Regions from separate parts of the Homo sapiens genome. Here region 1 is linked to region 2. The links are chromatin contacts, found by Hi-C or POLR2A ChIA-PET in ENCODE. All regions are on one chromosome and are shown on one strand. Each heading gives the region's core, a stretch centred on a gene start or an enhancer-like site at or near the end of the contact. The rest is flanking DNA. Distances are from core to core; before and after follow the strand shown. Region 1 has its middle 34 kb from the start of LINC02210. Region 2 holds the start of PLEKHM1 (pleckstrin homology and RUN domain containing M1).

Region 1 (4,395 bases), core at 1,810-4,309, 94 kb before region 2:
AGATGGAGTCTCGCTCTGTCGCCAGGCTGGAGTGCAGCAGCACGATCCCAGCTCACTGCAACCTCTGCCTCCCGGGTTCAAGTGATTCTCCTGCCTCAGCCTCCCAAGTAGCTGGGATTACAGGCGTGTGCCACTATGCCCAGCTAATTTCTGTACTTTTAATAGAGACGGGGTTTCACCATGTTGGCCAGGATGGTCTTGATCTCTTGACCTTGTGATCCACCCACCTTGGCCTCCCAAAGTGCTGGGATTACAGGAGTGAGCCACCGCTCCTGGCCGAAAAAGATTCTTGCACACACATGTTTATAGTAGCACTATTCACAATTGTAAAAATGTGGAACCAACCCAAATGCCCATCAATGAGTGGCTAAAGAAACTGTGGTATAGATATACAGTGGAATACTACTCAGTCATAAAAAGGAATGAATTAATGGCATTTGCAGCAACCTGGACGGGATTGGAGACTATTATTCTTGTTTTTTTTTTTTTTTTTGAGATAGAGTCTCACTCGGTCACCCAGGCTGGAGTGCAGTTGCGCAATCTTGGCTCACTGCAAGCTCTGCCTCCTGGGTTCACACCATTCTCCTGCCTCAGCCTCCCAAGTAGCTGAGACTACAGGCGCTTGCCACCATGCCTGGCTAATTTTTTTTTTTTTTTTTGTATTTTTAGTAGAGACCGGGTTTCACCATGTTAGCCAGGATGGTCTCGATCTCCTGACCTCGTGATCCACCCGCCTCAGCCTCCCAAAGTGCTGGGATTACAGGCGTGAGCCACCGCACCCGGCCTTTTTTTTTTTTTTTTTTTTTTTTTTACTAACCAGGGGTTTAATATAAATACAACCAGCATAGAAAGACCCAAAACTATACAGAAACCAAAACCAGAATGCCATGTGGTGGAGGCAAAGGGCATAATTCCTGACCCCTTTGGCTCAGCTGCCCTTCCCCACAAATAAAAACCAACAAACAGGACAAATCAGGACAATAAAGAAGATTCATGCTAAGCTGTGGCAGAGGGGGGAAGGTATGATCGGGTGGGGGTGGGACAAGGAATGGCCAGGGAAGATAACTGGGTCAGGTTGGACCCTGGGCTGGGAGGGGGAGGGCAAGGCCCATCACCACAACTTAAGCAAAACCTAAGCTGCCCCCAGGTGCCATAGGTCCCTGTCCCAGCAGGGAGGCTGATGGGCCTGGGCCCATGCCCCTCCCCACCTTTGGGGGTCAGATAGTGGCCACCCAGGTCTGCTGGGTTGGGGCCTGACACAGGCTGTGCATGCCCATTCGGGCTGCCTGTGGAGAGAGAATGGAGTCACTGTTTAACCATGCTACCTGCCTCAGCCCCAGCAGACCACAGGAGGTTGGCCCCAGACTCAATGAGTGCCTGCAGCAGCCGTACAGACACAGCATCCTTGGCCACCTCATGCCCATCCCGGCCATCTAGGATCAGCACAACCCAGATGAGGCCGCTGAAGGGCACCGGATGCCCAGGAATCACCACCTGGTACCAGAAGCGGTGCCAGCCAGCAGGTCCTATGCCCAAACACTTGGTGAGGAACACAGAGCTGCCCAGCTTCATTCGTTGGCACAGCAACTGCAGGGTAGCCCGAGCCCCTTGGGACCCTAACTTGTCCCTTGCCAAGGCCAACTGGCTGCCGTCTGGCTGTGGGGACCACAAGGAGGGACCCACAAGCTGCTGGCGAAGTCGCTGCTTCAGTTCTGGCTTGAGCCACTCCACAGCCACCTGCTCTCCACAGAGGTGTGGCTGCCCTTCCTCCAGGGCCTTTTTGGCCATGGCAGCGGTCCAGTGCGAGCTGAATTTGAGCAGAGCGATCTGCCCGGGCGCCGGTCCGGGGCTGGGCAGCAGCCGCGCCTCCTGCAGGCCGGGACCCAGCGGCTGCAGCGCGGGCTGCAGCGCGGTGCGGGTCAGATTCGGCGGCAGGCAGTCAACGCTCAGCTCACACTTCCCGGTGCTGCGGCACAGAAGCAGCGGGCAGGACGGCCGCAGCGGGTGGTTGTGCAGCGGGCGATGGCGGCCTGCGCGCCGCGCCGCGAGCTGCAGCGGGCATATGCGAAGCCGCGGTTCAGGCCGCTGAAGGTCATCATCAGGCGGAACTCGTAGAGGCGGCCCACGCGCTGGAACAGCAGGATAGCTGGTGCTCATACACTTCCTGAGGCAGCCGCCCGATGAACACCTCTGACCCAGCCGGCGGCGGGCTGCCCACCCAGCCTGGGGGTGGCCCGCCATACTTCCTCTGCCCGTTCACCTGCACCAGGCGATGCCTGTCTGCCTGACCCACGCCTCCAGCGCCGCCTTGTTCTCTGGCTTCACCCTCTCACACCACAGCTCACAATCCCGCGTGGACTGCATGGCTCTCTATTCTCTTTTTTTTTGAGACGTAGTTTCACTCTTGTTCTCCAGGCTGGAGTGCAATGGCAGGATCTTGGCTCACCGCAACCTCCGCCTCCCGGGTTCAAGCGATTCTCCTGCCTCAGCCTCCCAAGTAGCTGGGATTACAGGCACCCGCCACCATGCCCAGGTAATTTTTGTATTTTTAGTAGAATTTAGGAGTTTCCTAAATTCTGGGGGCTTGTCTCCCTGTTCCCCCACCCCGACTAATTTCCCTCGGTCGCTGCCACTGCCCCGTCCCTTAGGTCGCTCGGGCCGCCCCACTCCGAGACTTTTTTTTCTTTCGCTGGTTCTTTCAGCTTCAGTTTCCCTAGAGGGCGGGAGGGGAATATTTGGGGGCTCTCCTGCCTTCCTCTCCGAGCCGCGGAAGGGGAGACGCAGGGAGGAGGTCCGACCGGCTTTGGGCTCCAGCCAGGGGTCCGCGGAGACTATGGTCTCCGAAGGCCTTAGACGCGGGGCATTTCGCCAGCTGCGCGTCTCTCTCAACCGCGCCACCAAGCCCGGAGTCCAGCCGCGCCTCGCTGCGCCCAGCCCCGGCGCCCCAGGCTCTCTGCCCCCGACTCAATGCTCCCGCGCTCCCCCAAGCAGCCGCTGCGCCACCTCGCCCCGTCCCAGGCTCGTAGGCTGCTCAGCTCACGTGACCGCGCTCCGTTAACGGAAGAAACGAGATGGAGGCTGAAGGCGATCCGCAGTGGGGCCCCAGCCATTCGGATTGAGCCTTCTCCCTCCAACCGCTTCCGCAGGCCGGGCCCCTCCTGCCCTGCCCCTCTGGCCTCCCCACCCGGCCCCAGCCGCCCCCACTGCGCCCATTGCGCCCGCCCCTTCCCGGCCGCTTTCCCTTCTCCCTCCGCCTCGGCTCCAACATGAGGGGCCGGCGGGGCAGGCCGACCAAGCAGCCCGCGGCTCCCTCTGCGGAGCGCTGCGCCCCGGCCCCGCCGCCGCTGCCGCTGCCCACGTCCGGACCCATCCGGGGTTCCGCTCGCGGCAACGCGGTAGCAGCCCGGGCAGGTGGGTCGCCGCCAGGCTGAGGTGGCGCCCAAGACGCGCCTGAGCTCGCCCAGGATGGGCAGCAGTAGCCGGAGAAAGCCGCCGCCGCCGGCCCCACCCCAGCACCAGCGCCCCGGCCGGGGGGAGGCGGGGGCAGCCACCTGGCCCGGACGGCTGCGGTCTGGAGGGCTGTCAACAAAGTGGTGTAGGAGGACGCCAGTTACTGCACGGAAAGCAGCGTCAGGAGCCATAGTACCTACAGCAGCACTCCAGGTACCCACTCAGCCCAGTTGCTGCAGACTCCTTCCCCACCTTCTCTGCCCTCCCCCTTTGCTCACTCGTGTGCTGTGCATCCTGCTCCGATCTCCCCCCAACCCCGCCGACCCCCAGAGGGGAAATGCGAGGGCACATCAAGTGGCAAAAAACCAGATTTATAGGAGGAAAGAGGCGCATTGTTCAAAATGGAGATTGCATTGTTGCAGTTGGCGGGCCACACTCGCTCTCTCTTCCCGCCTCCCGCCAACCTCCTCTTTTTCCTCCTCAGAATTTGTACCAGTGTAGTGTCTCCACCGGGCAAGATTGAAACTTGGGCAAACACATATCCATTGCTTTCATTTTTTCCCCTTGTTTTGGTAGTTTTCTGGAATGAAAGAAGCCTCTTGTTTTGCAAACCTCTTTTCATTTCTAATGTGGTTCCTTTCGGATTTTTATTATATATCTGTTCCTTAAAAGGGAATTAAGGATTTGGACAGATTGTGTGCCACAATCTGTTTTCACACCCCTAGCTGTGGTTTTAAAATTATGTTAAGGAAACGGATCATTTGGGTTAGTAGGGGAACCTTATCTGGTCTTGTGTGTTTGTTTTTATTCTTCGAGTGCTAACGGGCCCGTGCAACAGTTTCTGGTAAATGGCTGATTAAAAAGCAAAGCAGAAAGCCAAACAAGACCCAACGAAATTTGGTAATTCATCTGATTCAAAATTGTTTTGGTTAAATCAAAAATTTA
Region 2 (4,100 bases), core at 474-2,973:
GAGAGAATTACTGAAAGGGCGGCCCTCATACAGTCCAGGGTCATACCCCCAAGTGCTGGTTTTATACTTGAAAGCAGACAGTGGGACTCTGAACTTTGCAGAGATAAGAGGGACACCTTCCTACCCAGAGAAGCCAAAAGAGCACAGGACGCCCAGGCCGAGGGCAGTGAAGCTTGCTTCCAAGAACTGGCCCGTTCCCCAGCCAACCCCTGTGCCCACTTAGGACTGGCATGTAGCAGTACCTCTCCTCATCCACACTCAGGCCCTAGGCTCCCAATTGACCAAAGCCTGCAAGTATAAAGTGTCCAGAGCATGGGTCCCTGCCAACACTCCCTGCCCTGCTCTTCACTACCTGTGGCCACCACTTATGACATTTTGTTCCGAGTTCATCTGAAAGAGAAATGTCACTTTTGCGTTAGAAAGAAGATATACAGGCCAGGTGTGGTGGTTCATGCCTGTAATCCCAGCACTTTGGGAGGCCGAGTCAGGAGGATCGCCTGAGGCCAGGAGTTGGAGACCAGGTTAGGTAACACAGTGAGACCCCTGTCTCTACAAAATAAACAAATTTTTTTAAAAATGAAAAGATTGGCCGGGCGCGGTGGCTCACGCCTGTGATCCCAGCACTTTGGGAGGCCGAGGCGGGTGGATCACCAGGTCAGGAGATCGAGACCATCCTGGCTAACACGGTGAAACCCCATCTCTACTAAAAACATAAAAAAATTAGCCGGGCGTGGTGGCGGGCTCCTGTAGTCCCAGCTACTCGGGAGGCTGAGGCAGGAGAATGGCGTCAATCCAGGAGGCGGAGCTTGCAGTGAGCCGAGATCGCGCCATTGCACTCCAGCCTGGGCGACAGAGCCAGACTCCGTCGCAAAAAAAAAAAAAAAAAGAAAAAAGAAAAAATTAGCTGGGCGTGGTGGTGCACGCCTGTAGTCCCAGCTGCTTGGAGGCTGAGGTGGGAGAACCACTTAGTCCGTGAGGTCAAAGCTGTGGTGAGCCGTGATCGTGCCACAGCACTCCAGTCTGGGCGACAGAGTGAGACCCTGTCTCAAAAAAAAAGCAGAAAGGAAGAAAGAAATCCTCTACACGGGCTAGAAGAGAATAACCAGACCCCTAAGCTTCAAGCCAGGCGGTGCTAATGGGCGAGTTACACACGGGAGAGTGCCCAAGGGGACCTCAAGGCGTTCCCTTGGGATAAAGTGTGGTCAAAACAGCTATGTTTATCCTGAAAGCGCAAGGCGGAGGCTCCAATTTGGGCCCGGGCTCCGCCCCACGGGCTGCACTGCTGCCCTCGGAGAGGCAAAGATAGGGCAGGCGTTATTAGTCCCACTCACAAGTGGGAACTCTTCAGCTGAGGGAGGCGAAGTGACAGCCCCAATGTTGCACAGATGGTTCTGAGGCCAAACGAGGTCAGGAACCCAGAAGCCAGGATCTAGTTTGACGCAGACCTGCGGGAGGCGGGCGGTAACGGATGCGTTCTCCCTGACACCGGTGCCTTCGCCTCTCTGCGCCCTGCAGGCGCCCCCAGTTCCCCAGCCTCCCAGACCTCGCATCTGCCCCGGGGCTCAGCTCCCAGGGACTTCCGGGAGCAGCTGGCCCCGCCCCAAGGCTCCTTCGGGCTGCGCGATTGGCACCGCGGGCCGGGGCAGGGCCGGAGCGCCGAGCCAACGTGATGGCGTCAGGGGCCGGGGCGCCGCTTCCTGTTGTCAGTGGCCGAGAGACCGCATCGTCGGCTCGGAGGCTGAGGGGCTGCCGCGGCCGGGAGCGCCCCTCGCCTCGCTCCTCGCTCCGCTTGGTGAGTTAGGGGGTCAAGATGCGAGGAGGGCGGCGGAGTGGTGGGAGGGCCGAGGCGCGAACGGGCGGTGGGCCTCCCGCTCCCTCCGCGATTCCCAGCCCCTGGTTACCCTGAGACTGCCCGGCTTCAGGGCCCTCAGCCCTGTCCAGCCCGCGCCCGCTCCTCTCCGACCCAGCCTTCCCCCTGCACCGCCGCTGTGGCCCCGTCCCCTCCGTCTGTCCAGCCCCCAGCCCGCGCCCGCATCCCCTCACCAGCGGTCTTGCTTAAATGCAGCTTCACTCGTGACCCCACTTTACCCCAGTTCCAACACCGATCTCGGCCACGTCCCTTCGCCCCGCCCTGACACACCTCATCCTCTCTCCCCACCCCTCTGGTAATCCCGATGCTCCGCGCTTACCTCCCCGAGACCCACCATTCAGGTTTCCCCTTTTCTGGCTCAGCTTTCTTATCCCAGTCACCCCCATCCCCCGTCTAGCTCCCCAAGATCTGCTCATCCCAAACATTCTACCTCCGCCCTCTCATCTAAGACCCACCCCCAAAGTAGGTGCCCTGTTGAGCTCACCGCTTTCTTCTGGATAACTCCGATCTCAGCCTTATTCCAAGTCTTAACTGTGTCTTCTCGTCCTTAGTCTCCTAGCCACTGTATACCTTCCTTTGCGTCTCCTGCCGTACTGAGGACAGCCCATCCCTAAGTCTTTGCCAAACTGTCCCGAACTCTTGCTGCCTCCTTTCCTACCACCCTCACCCAATCTTGTTAAAAATGACATCTCCATGTCCTTTCACCCCCGCTGACCCACCGCAACTCTTCACCCCAACTCTGCGTCCATTGCTTCCCTCGACCCAACTCCCATTCAACCTGAGAACTTAGTGCAGAGTCGCCTGCCAACTCCACCAGCTGCCCCTCAACAGCCAAATGTAGGTGCTCACTCAGACCCGCAGTTACAGACTGAGCAGCATGATTGGCGGGTGCAGGGGCTCAGGTGGTAAATAAGGGTGGAGGAGCAGTGGGCTCTCCCCAACTCTTGGGTGGGGCCGGGGTTTTTCCTGGCATCTGGTCTCCTGCACCTGTCCTCAGGGATTGTGTTTTTGGCATTCATATTAAATGACTTGTGCTGGCTGCTGGAATGGTAGGTATCATTCAAATATCTGGAAGGTGAGAGACGGCCACTCACTCAGCTCACTTAGCACAGAATGATGGAAGCTGTCACTTCCTTCTGGTTGGTGTTCTCGCCCTGGAGAGCTTCTGGGAAGTTCTGTGTGGTGTTGGCTGTGGTCACAGAATATTGTTCGTGTTCCTTTTCTTGGCACTTGTAAGGGCCTCTCCCTGCCAGAGCTGATGGCAGATCAGTCCTGATGCTGAATTCAGGGGATATGATGGGTGCCAGAGGCAACGTTACCTGTTGTGAAGAGTATAGGTGAGTAGGTCCTGGGGAGGCTGAGGCCTAGGTGGGTACAGAGGCTCTTGAATCGCTTTCTTTTCTTTTAAGTGCTGGATCATTGACTTTTGGCCATCTGGGTTCCATGAACACAGGGAACCATGTTATCTCAGAGTAGCTGAGGCAGAAGGACATTCCAGAGGCACCCAAGTCCCATGCTCAGCATTTATAGTTTCCTGGGGGCTTTTTGGTACACATTTTCTCTGAATCCTGAGGACCCGGCATCAGATGGGTGGGCCATTTGATTGCAGCTTTTTTCTTTCTTTCTTTCTTTTTTTCGACGGAGTTTACTCTTGTTCCCCAGCCTGGAGTGCAGTGGCATGATCTCGGCTCACCGCAACCTCTGCCTCCCAGGTTCAAGCGATTCTCCTGCCTCAGCCTCCCGAGTAGCTGGGATTACAGGCATACACCACCATGCCCGGCTAGTTTTGTATTTTTAGTAGAGATGGGGGTTTCTCTGTGTTGATCAGGCTGGTCTCCAACTCCCGACCTCAGGTGATCCACCCACCTCGGCCTCCCAAAGTGCTGGGATTACGGGCGTGAGCCGCCGCACCTGGCTGATTGCAGTTTTAAAGAGCCCCAAAGAACACTGTCTCTGCTTGCCACTTATAGTCGTATTCCTTTGAAAAGTGAATGCTGTTTACCTTCAATGTCCTCCCATTAATATGCAGTATATTTAAGTTGTTTTCAGCCTTATTGGCAGCTTGGCTTAATGACAGGAGCTCCACAGTTGCCCCAGCACTTAAGAGTTGTATACCCCAACTTCCCACAGTGTGTGAAGTGGAGGTACTTACCCCGTGCCTTGTTTTTATTTTATTAATCAATTCATTCAACAGCTTATTTTTTGAGCACCAGTGTGTGACAAACACTGT

What was found. A loop is a pair of places that touch in the nucleus more often than their neighbours do. ChIA-PET counts read pairs that join two places held with the same protein, here RNA polymerase II (POLR2A). Pooled maps may share reads with other maps.
Region 1: a map with no recorded cell type shows a loop between it and region 2 (8-fold over the local background). The contact joins the enhancer-like site here to the promoter of PLEKHM1 in region 2. A Hi-C loop is called at or near these places in 1 of 168 maps with a recorded cell type or tissue (CD4-positive, alpha-beta T cell), 2 of 37 single-sample maps with no recorded cell type and 14 of 50 pooled maps. POLR2A ChIA-PET finds 5 or more read pairs at or near these places in 1 of 52 experiments (MCF 10A).

What each region holds. Positions count from the first base shown.
Region 1 is chr17:45,583,840-45,588,234 of GRCh38, reverse strand. It overlaps the pseudogene DND1P1. Among named protein-coding and RNA genes, the nearest start is that of LINC02210, 34 kb to the left of the region's middle. RefSeq lists an enhancer at 2,940-3,884. Within about 2 kb of position 3,059, at least 39 of the 41 ENCODE cell types and tissues checked have a DNase peak (open chromatin) inside an H3K27ac peak, as active enhancers do; they include CD4-positive, alpha-beta T cell, where a contact is called at or near this core.
Region 2 is chr17:45,488,344-45,492,443 of GRCh38, reverse strand. It overlaps PLEKHM1 (pleckstrin homology and RUN domain containing M1), which reads left to right and starts at 1,723. Exons shown (of 12, transcript NM_014798.3): 1 at 1,723-1,792. LOC105369225 (a long non-coding RNA gene) reads right to left here and starts at 1,572. Exons shown (of 5, transcript XR_002958152.2): 1 at 1-1,572.